Regions from separate parts of the Homo sapiens genome. Here region 1 is linked to region 2. A link is a loop called in an ENCODE intact Hi-C map of the cell type or tissue named here. Cell type or tissue: CD14-positive monocyte. All regions are shown on one strand. Links, peaks and the distances in the headings refer to the core of each region. The heading gives the core; the rest is flanking DNA.

Region 1 (8,464 bases), core at 2,082-7,081, 260 kb after region 2:
ATTTAATATGAATATTTATGTGTATATGCTTATTTTCGGGGAGGAATTGGAAGGATATCCTGGAAACTTAACATTTTTAGTTGCCTATAAAGAGTGGGGGGTGGAGACAAGATTTCTCTGTCTTTGAACTTTTAGTTTTACATAGCCAAAAAAGTAAATAAAAAAGGAAACAAAGTAAATCCTAAGGTTGAAAGCAAATTGAAACAAATGAACTTAACTGTTAACTAATATAACTAAGATACACAGAAAAAATAATTATTCTTTGGGTTTTTTTTTTTTTTTTTGAGACAGTCTCACTGTGTTGCCCAGGCTGGAGTGCAGTGGTGCAATCTCAGCTCACTGCAACCTCTGTCTCCTGGGTTCAAGCGATTCTCTCAGCTCAGCCTCCTGAATAGCTGGGATTACAGGCATGCGCCACCATCCCCTGCTGATTTTTGTATTTTTAATAGAGATGGGATTTCACCATGTTGGCCAGGCTGGTCTGGAACTCCTGACCTCAGGTGATCCGCCTGCAGGTTGGCCTCCCAAAGTGCTGGGATTACAGGAATGAACCACCACCACTGGCCCCTCTGAGCTTTTGAACACAGTACTCTAGTAGTGTATCTGTGTTGTGATAGTGTAGTCTTTCCTTATATGCAGGAGATTGGATTTAGGACCTTCTGCGAGCATATACAGAAATCTGCATACTAAAGTCCCGGAGCTGAGCATAGGGAAAGTTGGTTCTTTGTGTAGGTGTGTTTTGCATCCCACTGTACTTCTGTTTTGTTTTCTTCCTTCCTTCCCTTTCCTTTCTTTTTCTTTTCTTTTTTTCTTTCTCTCCCTCTCTTCTTCCCTCCCTTCTTCCCTCCCTCCCTCTCTTCCCCCCTCCCTTCCTTCCCTTCTCTTGCTTTTCTTTTTTTTTTTCTTTTTTGAGAACAGGGTCTGACTCTGTCGTCCAGGCTGGAGTGCAGTGGTACGATCATGGCTCACTACAGCCTTGACTTCCTGGGCTCAAGCAATCCTCCCATCTCAGCCTCCCGAGTAGCTGGGACCACAGGCATGTGCCAGCACATCTAGCTAATTTTTTTCTATTTTCAGTAGAGAGCTGTGTTGCCTAGGCTGGTCTTGAACTCCTGGGCTCAAGTGATCCTCCCACCTAGCCTCCCAAAATGCTGGGATTATAGGTGTGAGCCACCGTCCCTCGCCCCACTGTATTTTTCATCTGTGTTGGGGTGAAAAAAATCCACATATAGGTGGACCCTGGCAGTCCAAACCAGTGTTGTTCAAGGGTCAACTGTGTATTCTAAGGATGAAAAAAGTGCACAGGAGCTTTCAGCTTCACTGATTTATGATTAATGGTAACATTGTTACTGTGGTTTTAAAACTCTGTACTGTATATGGTAGGATAACATAAGTATTTTAATGTTACTATATACAAAGATGTGCAGTGTGTGAGAGAATGAGATACAAACACAAGATCAAAGAAGTTCAGAAAAGGGCCGGGTGGCTGATGCCTGTAATCCCAGCACTTTGATAGGCCAAAGCGGGAGGATCACTAGAGTCCAGGAGTTTGAGACCAGCCTGGGCAACATAGCAAGACCCTGTCTCCATTTTTTAAAAAATTTAAAACAATTTTTAAGACGTTCATTCATCCGGGGGTGGGGGTGGAAACTAATATAAAGAATTTTAAGAAGTTCAGAAAAAAAAAGTCTGTAGTATTGAGTTTAAACTGGAGGGCTGGGTGCAGTGGCACACACCTGTAATCCCAGTGCTTTGGGAAGCCAAAGTGGCTTAGGAGTTCAAGACCAGCCTGGGCAACACAGTGAGATCTTGTCTCTACAAAATACAAAATAATAAAATAGCCAGGGGTGGTGGCCTGTGCCTATAGTCCTAGCTACTTGGGAGGCTGAGGCGAGAGGCCCAAATGAGCCCAGGAGTTTAAAGTTACAATGAGCTGTGATCTCACCAGTGCACTACAGCTTGGGCAACAGACCCTATCAAAAAGAAAAAAAAGTTTCAACTGCAAAAAAAAGTCCTAGTTCTGTGGACTGAAAGGGCCTAGAAGCACTAGGGTGACCAGTTGTTCTAGTTTGCCACAAACAGAGGGGTTTTCTCTGGATGCTGGACTTTCAGATTAAAACTGGAACAGTCCTGGCTGAACCAGGATGTATAGGCATGGGCACCCTACAGTAACAGTGAGCACATCTGACACTGAGATCTTGGTTTCTAAATTCCATTTCCCACTAAAAAGATCCAGAGCTCCTTTGGAGAACTGGCTGATTCCAGCTCTGGGACGGGAAAGGTACAAGATGAGCCAGGTATTTCGTTGTGCCTGAATGCAGAGGAAGTGCTTAGACCAATGAGGCTATGCCAACTGTAGTTAGGAGAACAAACAACACTAATCCATAGTGGTAGATAGCAGATCAGTGGTTGGTTAGGAGGGGAAGAGAGAAGGAATTGACTGGAAAGGAAAATGGGAGAACTTTTGGGGGTGATGGAAATGTTCTGTGTCATGGTTAGTGGGAATGTATACGTTTGTCAAAATTCATCAAATTGTGTCACTGTAAAGAATGCATTTTATTGCAAACCAAATGAGAAAAGCAAAGTCGATTGAGAACTTGCTGTAGCAAGGGAGTCAGCCACCATCCCTTATGTTTTAGCAGAGGTTCAAAGGCATGCAGAGGAGTGGGAAAGCTTTACAGTGGACAAAAGGAAAGGTTTCACAGGTATGCCTGATTGGAAGCTGTTGGCATGGGGAAGCTGGAAGCTAACTACAAGTTGGCATCCTATGGTCTTGGTTAAAGGAGCATATTTGGCTTTCTCTGGATGGGCATAAGCTAGAAGTGAGGACAAAAAGTAGGGAAGCTGTCAAGTTTTAATCAAGTCCTGGCCATTTTGAGCTGATTGTCATAGAAGTTATTATTTAGCTTCCTGGATTGCTACCAGAGATAGCAGTCTGACTTCCTACAAGTCTGGTTGATAGCAGGTTTGGCTTTCAGGCTGAGAGTACACTTATGGTAAATAAGTGGTTGGTTTACTGGGCTAGTTGTTGTAGGTAATGGGTCAGAATTCTGTTTTTATGTATATTCTGGCCATTTACCATTTGTATTTTCAGTCTCTCAAAAATAAATTTTAGAGACATGGGAGCCAGCTTGAAGGATCTCCCAGGGGGCAAATTTAGGGCAATTTTAGCGTCAAAAAGAAAATGAATACAATTGATTGCAAATACTGAATAAATAAAAGTCTACTCTCTAGTACAGAGAAGAGAGAATGAGAAGAGGGAAACTATTTTTCCATCATTGGTAGTGTCTATTACACCAATTTGATACTCTGAAAATTAGTTATTAAAGGGAGATAGCATTTACCCTGTTTGTTTTTTGTTTCATTTGTTTTTGTTTTTAAGACAGAGTCTTGCTCTGTCATCCAGGCTGGAGTGCAGTGGCACAAACATGGCTCACTGCAGTCTTGACCTCCTGGGCTCAAGTGATCCTCGTGCCTCGTCAGAAGCTGGGACTACAGGTGCCTGCCACCATACCTGGCTAAGTGTTTTTGCTTGCTTTTTTGTTTTTTTAGAGATGGGGTCTTGCTATGTTGCCCAGGCTGGTCTTGAACTCCTGGGCTCAAGTGATGCTCCCACCTCAACCTCCCAAAGCGCTGGGAGTACAGGCATGGGCCACTGCTCCCAACCTACCCTGCTTTTTTTTTCTTTTTTTTTTTAATAAAGAATGTGGTTTATACCCAGTTGATGAGGAAAAACTCTTCTTTACTATAGGATGCCAGCTAATAAGTATAAAATAAAATATAGAATTAGACAATAACCATGATGCAAACCTTAATGAAATAATTGACTCAGACAAGGACTATCAATGGACTTCAAAACCTTTAGATGAAAGATTGCTGGGAAATGCCATCAAAGTATCACTCTACAGGCTACTTACCTAATTGTAAAAGAAATTACAGGCTGGGTGTGGTGGCTTACGCCTGTAATCCCAGCACTTTGGGAGGCCGAGGCTAGCAGATCATGAGGTCAGGAGTTCAAGACCAACCTGGCAACATAGTGAAACCCCATCTCTACTAAAAATACAAAAAAAAAAAAAAAAAAAAAAAAGGTCAGCCGCAGTGGCTCATGCCTGTAATCCTGTAATCCCAGCACTTTGGGAGGCCAAGGCAGGCAGATCACCTGAGGTTGGGAGTTCGAGACCAGCCTGACCAACGTGGAGAAACCCCGTCTCTACTAAAAATACAAAATTAGCCGGGCATGGTGGCACATGCCTGTAATCCCAGCTACTCAGGAGGCTGAGGCAGGAGAATTGCTTGAACCCAGGAGATGGAGGTTGTGGTGAGCCAAGATCGCACCATTGCACTCCAGCCTGGGCAATGAGAGCAAAACTCCGTCTCAAAAATAAATAAATAAAACGGCTGGGCACGGTGGCTCATGCCTGTAATCCCAGCACTTTGGGAGGCCGAGGCGGGCAGATCACGAGGTCAGGAGATTGAGACCATCCTGGCTAACATGGTGAAACCCCATCTCTACTAAAAATACAAAAAATTAGCCAGGCGTGGTGGTGGTCACCAGTGGTCCCAGCTACTCGGGAGGCTGAGGCAGGAGAATGGCATGAACCCAGGAGGCAGAGCTTGCAGCGAGCTGAGATTGTGCCATTGCACTCCAGCCTGGGTGACAGAGCGAGACTCCGTCTCAAAAAAAAAATTAAAAAATATAAATAAATAAAAATTAAATAAAAATAAAAATACAAAAAAAAAATAGTCGGGTGCAGTGGCATGTGCCTGTAGTCCCAGCTCCTTGGGAGGCTGAGGCAGGAGAATCACTTGAACCCAGGAGCAGAGGTTGCACTGAGCCGAGATCGCGCCATTGCACTACAGCCTGGGCGACACAACAAGACACTGTCTCAAAAAAAAAAAAAAAAAAAAAAAAAAAGGTAAAGAAAATACACCTGTATAGTGGAGCCATCTGGTGGTCACCATTTGAACCAAACCATCAAATTTAGTATCAGTAATAGTGGGACAACCTCCAGTTTACAGAGAATACAAGAGAAAGGGTTGTCATGCAAATCTGATAGTACTAGCAAAGATAATTATTCTAAAAAAAAAGTCGTAAGACTATAAGCAATAAATAGTTATTGAGCAGCTGAGTTAGGCATACTATAGTCTCAGTTTCAGTATCTAACCAGCTTCAAGTCACCATTTCAAATGAAATATCAACGCGTGATGAAAGTTAACTTACTACCATCCTTTTCTTGGGGTTGCACTACTGTCCAATGGGTACCTAGTGAGGGCAGTACTGCTAACTCCTGCACAACACACCGAAATCAACTAGAGCTTTGCTTTGCCTTGGTGCAGTTTTTGGAGAAATGAAAAACAGCTTTCCCATACACACACAGTTATTTACATATTACTGTATTAAAAAGTACATACAGGCTGGGCACGGTGGCTTACGCCTGTAATCCCAGCACTCTAGGAGGCCGAGGTGGGCGGATCATTTGAGGTCAAGATTCGTGACCAGCCTGGCCAACATGGTGAAACTCTGTCTTTGCTAAAAAAATATATATTTATATATACACAAAAAAATTAGCCGGGCGTGGTGGCGGGCGTCTGTAATCCCAGCTACTCCGGAGGATGAGACAGGAGATTCGCTTGAACCCGGGAGGCAGAGGTTGCAATGAGCTGAGATCGTGCCACTGCACTCCAGCCTGGGAGACGGAGTGAGACTCTGTCCCCCCCACCAAAAAAAAAAAAAAGCAAGGCTGGGCATGGTGTCTCATGCCTGTAATCCCAGGACTTTGGGAGACCGAGGCAGGCAGATCACTTGAGGTCGGGAGTTCGAGACCAGCCTAGCCAACATGGTGAAACCCTGTCTCTGCTAAAAAATACAAAAATTAGCCGGGTATGGTGGCACACATTTGTAATCCAACTACTTGGGAGGCTGAGGCAGGAGACTCTCTTGAACCCGGGAGGTGGAGGTTGCAGTGAGCCAAGATCGCGTGACTGCACTCCAACCTGGGGGACAGAATAAGACTCTCTCAAAAAAAAAAAAGAAAATAAAAGAAAAAACCATAATACTGAGTTAGATTAAGTGAATTGGCCACTTCTTTGCCATCAGCCTAATACTTAGCCTGCAACTTTTTTTTTTTTTTTTTTTTGAGAAAGGGTGTTGCTCTGTTGCCCAGGCTGGAGTGAGGTAGCATGATCTTGGCTCACTGCAGACTCCACCTCCTTTGCCCAGGTGATCCTCCTGTCTCAGCCTCTCCAGTAGCTGCGACCACAAGCACAAGCCACCTCTCCCGATCTCGGCTCACTGCAACCTCCGCCTCCTTGGTTCAAGCGATTTTCCCACCTCAGCAGCCTGAGTAGCTGGGATTACAGGCACATGCCACCGTACTCAGCTAGAGACATGAGTAGAGACATAGTAAAGACAGAGTTTCACCATGTTGGCCAGGCTGGTCTTGAACTCCTGACCTCGTGATCCACCTGCCTCTGCCTCCCAAAGTGCTGGGATTATAGGCATGGGTTACCATGCCAGCCGACTTCTCTTATCTCTTATGTGGTGAAAACAGGAAAAGAGAGCTCTATGGGGTCCCTTTTATAAGGGCACTGATCTCATTCATGAAGGCCCTACCTTCATGACCTAATCCCCTTCCAAGGGCCTCACCACCTACCTCCACATTAGGGGTTAAGATTTCAACATGAATTTTGGGTGGACGCAAACATTCAATCTATTGCAGAAGTACAGAGGAAAAAAAAAACAGTAAGTCTAGCTTTTGTTATTGGCACCCAGAAATCCAGGGATCCTGGAGAGATTATCAGAGTTGTTGGTTAAAAATGTTAATGTTAATCCACGACGCTCTCAAGAGCTCACGTCTGGTGTGACTATGACCATGTCATGCTGTTTCACCAGTTAGTACCTCTGCTGAGTCCATTCTTTCTGCCTGGAATGCTCTTTCTACTCTTCTATGCCAGGTTATCTCCTATTCACAGTTAGCAATTAGCCTAAGACACATTATTTATTTACCTTAGTTTGTGTCAAGCATAGACAGTTGTGGTTTTACAGATAGGGAAGCCAAACCAAACTTCCTAGCCTACTTTTCTTTTTCTAATCTAGTGGATTTTATACTGACTTACAAGATTTTACTGTGAGCAGCAATGCAACATAACCCAATATATCTAATCTTTCAGATTTAGTGAACATTTAGATTTTTAAAATTATAATTAAAGCTATAACATTTAGTCTTCATTTTCTCTGCAGACCACAAAGACTTCTGACATTCTAAGTTTTTTTTAAAAAATAATTCAGTAGATTGTTATCATAATTTTTACTAGACTATTATTAAAATATTATTTCAGAAATTCATATGTTGATGAGATATCTGCGTTCCCATGTATGTTGAAGCACCATTCACAATAACCAAGATAAAGACTCAGCCTAAGTGTCCATCAACAGATGAATGGATAAGGAAAATGTGGTATATATGACCAGGCATGGTGGCTTATACCTGTAATCCCAGCACTTTAGGAGGCTGGGAATTTAGAAGTGGGAGAATTGCTCAAGGAGGGTTTGAGACCAGCCTGGGCAACAAAGTGAGACCCCACCTCTACAAAAAAATAAAAATTAGCCAGGCATGGTGGTGTGCGCCTATAGTCCCAGCTACTTGGGAGGCTGAGGTGAGAAGATTTCATGAGCCCAGGAGTTCAAGGCTATAGTGAGCTATGAATGCACCTCTGCATTCCAGCCTGGGTGACAGAGGGGAGAGACCCTATCCCAGAAAGAAAGAGAAAAGGAGAGAGAAAGAAAAAGAAAAAAAAATTGTGTATGTGTGAGTGTATATATATATACACATATACACACACACACACACACACACACACACACATATCCATACATATATATGTATGAATACTATTTAGCCACAGGAGGACATTATATTAAGTGAAATAAGCCAAGCACAGAAAGAGAAGTACTGCATGTTCTCACTGATAGGTGAAAGCTAAAAAAGTTGATCTCATGGAAGTAGAGAGTAGAATAGCGGTTACTAGAGACTGGAAAGGGTAGGGGTAGGGAGGGGACAGCCAGAGGTTATTAACAGATACAACAGTACAGCTAGATGGGAGGAATAAGTGCTAGTGTTCTACAGCACCATTGGGTAACTATAATAACAAACAATTTATTGTATATTTTCAAATAGAAGAGCAGATTTTGAATATTTTCAGCACAAAGAAATAATAGATATTTGAATTGATAGATGTGCCAATTACCCTGATTTGATCACTACACATTGTATACATGTATGGAAATATCACAGTGTACTCCAGAATATGTACAGTTATTATGTGTCAAATAAAAATAATAATTTTATGGTTAGGCACAGTGGCTCATGCCTATAAGCCTAGAACTTTGGGATACTGAGGTGGGAGAAGTCCTTGAACCCAGGAGTTCAAGACCCTCCTGGGCAACACAGCGAGACCCTGTCTC
Region 2 (5,000 bases), core at 1-5,000:
ATAAGAATTGTTCAGCTTCATCCTAATCTTCTAGGACCAAGGTCATTTATGCAGACTGTAGTTTATGCAGTCCGTCATTGGCCAAAACGCTTCTCTTCTCGTTTTTAATGTCATGGATACTACTTATATCGTAAAGGCAGAATTCTCAGAATGGTTGAACCCATCTGAGGACAGCCTCTATGAAAAAGCTGTGAACTGTCTGAAGATTCAGACCACATCACATCATGCTGATCAACAGATCATATGCTTTTCCTTGCTCAACTTCTTCCCCAAGCTTAAACTTCTGCTACTCTATACTCCCAGTCCAGTTCTGCTTTCTCTTCTGCACAGTGTGAATTGCCAAACACCAGAGCATTGCCTTCCACAACCTCTCTTCCCATACCCAACTGGTTTCCATGGAAATAATATCAAGTCCCTCAGCCGGCTCCTTCCCACTGGCTGCACTGTCCTTGCTATTTCTATGTAAGCAGCTTGTGAACTCTACAAACAAGGTCCACATCTATATTGTCTTCCTCAACTCAGATGCACACTCTCCTTTAATGAGACTACTCAGCTCAGCAGAGTCCAACAGTGACACAACTCAGAAACATTCTACAATCAAACCATCAGGCCCAGCAGGAAACGGGGAGCAGCAGAAGTCAAATACAAGGCAAATGACTTTAGAAGATCTCTGCTTTTAAAGCAAAGTCTGTGGCAGAAACATACCCTATTTTTTTAATTTAACAAGGGCAATTAATTTAACCATATAAACCAAGCACACAGTCGGAATCTTTCCCATAAAGAAAGCTCAGATACTGTTTTGCTCCTGACTGTAATCTCACTGCTTCTGCTGAAACTATCCTGGAGAACTGCAGTCAGTCCACGCCTGTTCAGAAGTACAGAGGTTCCATTTTAACCTCATTTGCTTGAAATTTCATAATATCCTGAAAGGTGTTGGCAGATTACCAATTAGAAGGAAGCACACAAGTAACAGACTGTCAGCTGGTTAACCCAGAGACAGGAAGGTGTTTCTACTTTCCTGCTACTGTTCCAGCAAGGGCCGCAATCGAAACCCACCCTGGTCCAGACGAAACCAATCGAGGGGCTGCAATGAAGAAGTCAATGTAGCCCCAGGCCGACACAGCTGCCTAGAGTTCAAAAAGCTTAAAACAGAGATGCAGAGCCATCTCCACTGAGTGAGTTCTAAATGTCTGTCCAAAAATGAAAAATAAAAAATTCAAAATACAATGTCATAGGGATACAGATATAGAATATCTTTAAACTGACATTGGTATCTTAATATGACACCTCTCAGAGTTTTCATATATGCCATCACTCAATGCTTGCAAAACCACAATAGCTTGCAAGATGTAATTTGGAGTTCTTTCCTTTTAAAAACAGCTAGCATCTAAAGTATGTAAAATTCTATGATCAAAATATATGGTATGCTCAATCTCTTAAAGAAAATAAATCTTAGAAAACTGGGTTCCTTCCCTTCAACACAAAACATCTCCATGAAGTATCACTCTGTCCCTTCCTCATTTATTGCCATATATCCAAACTCTTTTAAAATATATCTTAGTTTCCTCAGTCCCTGTGAATCTTGGGGTTATGCTAATGGTCATGTAACTATTAAACATTTTACTACTGGCCTGCAATTAATAAAGCAAGATAAAGGCAGGATGGGATCAGTAATAATAAAAGTAGGCACGTGTGAATCTGTAATTTGGTTTCCTTAAAAGACAGAAACCCAGTTGGTGACACATAAGTGAAATTCACATAACAAGATACATGGTCACTAGCTAGAGAAATGTTTCTCTGAGTCTACAGCAAGCAACAAATCTAACATGTTGGAGACAAAGAGAATGTGAAGTGTTTCCAACCTGAACATCCAAAAAAGATTCTCCTACTTTCGACATGCACGCAAGTCCTCTAACAGAGTATTCAAGAAATCACCTGGCTCACTACTGTCCCTCAACAGTATCAGACAGTGTTTCAGCTCATACATATCCAGCACAGTCACCTTCAGAAATCCAGACCAGTCTCCTTAACTAAGGAGAAAGGGAAAAAACAGCAAGGAAGAGGAGCAAGGAGGCAGGGTTCCCACACTGGACCTTGGGAGCAGAATGTCAAGAGCCTAAGGTAACCACTGTCGTCAACAACTTGCTGTTGCCTACACTAAAAGAGAAACAATCTGATTTGCATGAAGACTCCTACCCCGAGCTGAAGGCTGGGGAAGCACGTGAGTTTGACACAGCATGGCCAGAGCTTATATAGGAAGTACTTCACTTCCTATTCTAACAAACCCACAAAGCTGTGGACAAAGATACAGGGCCGACAAATACAAATAAATAGAAGCAGGGAAATGCCAAACGTCAGCCTTTGGTTTTCCCTGAGAGGTATGCAGGGTCTGGAAGGAAGCCCGGTGTATGGAGAGGGATCCGGCTGGAAGCCCTAAGTCAAACACGACATCTAAGTTGATGTCAGAGCCCAGGGAACCAGGGCAGGCAATGGGGACTGCGTAACAGAGGTCACCTGGAATAGAGAGGGGGCACGCTACCCTAAGAAAGGTGCCATGAAGGGCCTGGGCCAGATTCCTGCCCCAGCGCTGACTAACAAGCTGTGTGAGCCAGTCTCTCCCAGCTCAACTTCCTCGACAAAACTCAGCTAGCCTACAAGGTCATTGTGAGGAGAAAACCACCACCAGGAACACAGAGCTATCGAAACAGACTATGATCTAAAGCTTTCATTTGAATCCAGAGAGAGAGTTGGACTGCTTAAAAACTAAGTTTACAAAAAAAGGTGAGTTGGCTGGGGGCGGGGGGTGCCCTCTGAAAGGAGTGTCACATGACACTGGCAAGGAACTGGAGGGAGAGACGGGCAGGCCCCTGTCCGGAGGCATCTCCTAGGAGCTGATGAAGACAGAGACACACGCACTCAGACAAACACACTCACACACACACACTCAGACACACACACTTGCACTCACAGACACTCAGACACACACACTTGCACTCACACACTCGTGCACTCACACACGCACTCACGCACACATACACACTCAACTGCCTCCTGGGACCTCTCAGGACAAGGATGCCACTCTGGCCTGCCCGCCCTGCACCATCCACAACAGAGACAGGTGAGTCCAGAGCTTCCAGCAGAAGAGCAGCAGGGGAAACAGAACAAGGGCAAACACACCAGGGTGTGGCGTTCCCAGGAGGTGGGCAAGTGCCCTCCACAACAGAAAGCTACCACAAAAATGGCTGGTCCTCTCTGCTATCCTTGGCTCAGATCAACTCAACAGTACAGGATGCAGGCCAGTATTTCAACCCTAAACCCTGCTCCGTGATGATTTTCTTCCAATCAGAGCAATTACCTGGGCGGTCTCATACTTTGCTCCTCATGTATAAAGAAGAGTTGTAGATGGGCTAAACTCCCTGCTTTGCCATGTGGATGTCTGAGGCCAACCGCCTTTAAGGACAATCCAGCCCCCAGCGCAGAATTCAGACCTTAATGTTCAGCCCCCTACTCTCCCTGTCACCAAGGTCCCAGAAAACCCTCCCAGACCCAGGGCCCTTCCTGGAGTGTGCAAACTACAAGGGAAGGTGGGCCTTTCTAGAAAACCTGCGGGCTGTCAGCTCAGCTGGCTGGCCCATGATGCTAATGAGGCCACCGCCAGGTGGTGGTTCCTCACAAAGGCCAATCAGGTGGACAGAGGAGAAAAGCCCCTGCTTTGAAGATGCTGGAGCCAAACATCAGACAGCAGAGGCTCCGCAAAGCCTAACACCCAGCTGGGGCTGCCCCTCTCCACCTTCTTACAGACTCAGAATGGACAGCCTAGGGAGGTCCCAGTGAGGTCCGTGACCTTGTCTCTGATCACAAATTCACAAAGTGGCCAAGCCCATGTTAGAAAGAAGCCTGTCCTGCTCCAGAGCTCATGCTATCTCCATCGCAGCCTAAAGGCAACCTGAAGAGGAAAAGCAGCTACCATGCTCAACTGCAACCCTCACCTAGGGATCTCATAGTTCCCTAAGGCAATCCAAGCAATCGAATCTTCCATGTACCTTTCTTTCTTTCTTTCTTTCTTTCTTTCTTTCTTTCTTTCTTTCTTTCTTTCTTTTTTGAGACGGAGTCTCACTGTGTTGCCCAGGCTGGAGTGCAGCGGTGCGATCTCAGCTCACTGCAAGCTCCGCCTCCCGGGTTCACACCATTCTCCTGCCACAGCCTCCCGAGTAGCTGGGACTACAGGCGCCCGCCACCGCGCCCATCTAAGATTTTTTGTATTTTTAGTAGAGACAGGGTTTCACCGTGGTCTCGATCTCCTGACCTCGTGATCCACCCGCCTCGGCCTCCCAAAGTGCTGGGATTACAGGCATGAGCCACAGCACCGGCCCATGTGCCTTTCAATCCACCAATCTACTGAAGTCCTCAAGGGCTCTGGCTTTTACCCAGAGGGAGCCCAAAGTCCCACAGCCTCTGTGATCTGGCCACAGCTAATCCTCCGTGCTCTCTGGCCCCTCCCTCCATTCTCCCAATGGCTCAGCCCACCCAGACACACTGGGCCCTTAGCTGCCTCTCAACCAAGTCAGACATGCTTCCCGCTGGGTCTGACATGCAGGCCCCCCACCAGGGTGCCTGGTTCACTCGCTCACTTCCAGCCTTTTACAGAAAGGCCTGGTGACAGCGGACTCTCCAATAAAACAGCCCCATCCTCAGGGCCCAACCCCCGACTCTGCCACCAGCTCTCCTCTCCCTCCGCATGTCCAGCAAAGTCAAGGCCATGAGCTCACGCTGCCTGTCACTCTAAAGGGGTGACTGTAAAAAGAGACAAAAGAGAAGAGAGAAGTGCTGGTATAACTGACGCTTCGAGAGCAGAGAGCAGGTGGAGGCAGGGTGCCTCAGGGGAACAATGAGGGTGACTCACTGGAGTCTCAGGCTTGCCACTTCTAGGAAACTCACTACTTTAGCACTTCTATTCTGGTGGCTTGGCACTCTATTTGCAGGCCAGGGTGGGGCGCAGG

Evidence for each region. A loop is a pair of places that touch in the nucleus more often than their neighbours do. Peaks named below come from ENCODE experiments on the same cell type or tissue, not always from the same donor. Only the 100,000 strongest peaks of a DNase experiment are listed, where the experiment ranks them.
Region 1: a loop joins it to region 2, with 2.0 times the contacts of the local background. A loop is called at or near these places in 4 of 110 quality-filtered maps.

The regions. Positions count from the first base shown.
Region 1 is chr6:159,717,299-159,725,762 of GRCh38, reverse strand. It overlaps a transcript of SOD2 not described here and the pseudogene RNU4ATAC18P. Among named protein-coding and RNA genes, the nearest start is that of WTAP, 6.0 kb to the left of the region's middle. In CD14-positive monocyte, for the core only: CTCF peaks have their summits at 4,658 and 4,859; no DNase peak of the experiment used is centred there.
Region 2 is chr6:159,979,283-159,984,282 of GRCh38, reverse strand. The region is part of intron 1 of IGF2R (insulin like growth factor 2 receptor); the gene reads right to left. Among named protein-coding and RNA genes, the nearest start is that of IGF2R, 13 kb to the right of the region's middle. RefSeq lists a silencer at 792-1,086 and enhancers at 965-1,204, 1,952-2,121, 2,312-2,421, 2,432-2,481, 3,314-4,304. In CD14-positive monocyte, for the core only: no CTCF peak of the experiment used is centred there; DNase peaks (open chromatin) are centred at 302, 2,222, 2,602, 4,882 and 1 weaker place; H3K4me3 peaks cover 3,351 bases; H3K27ac peaks cover 2,962 bases; H3K27me3 peaks cover 1,378 bases.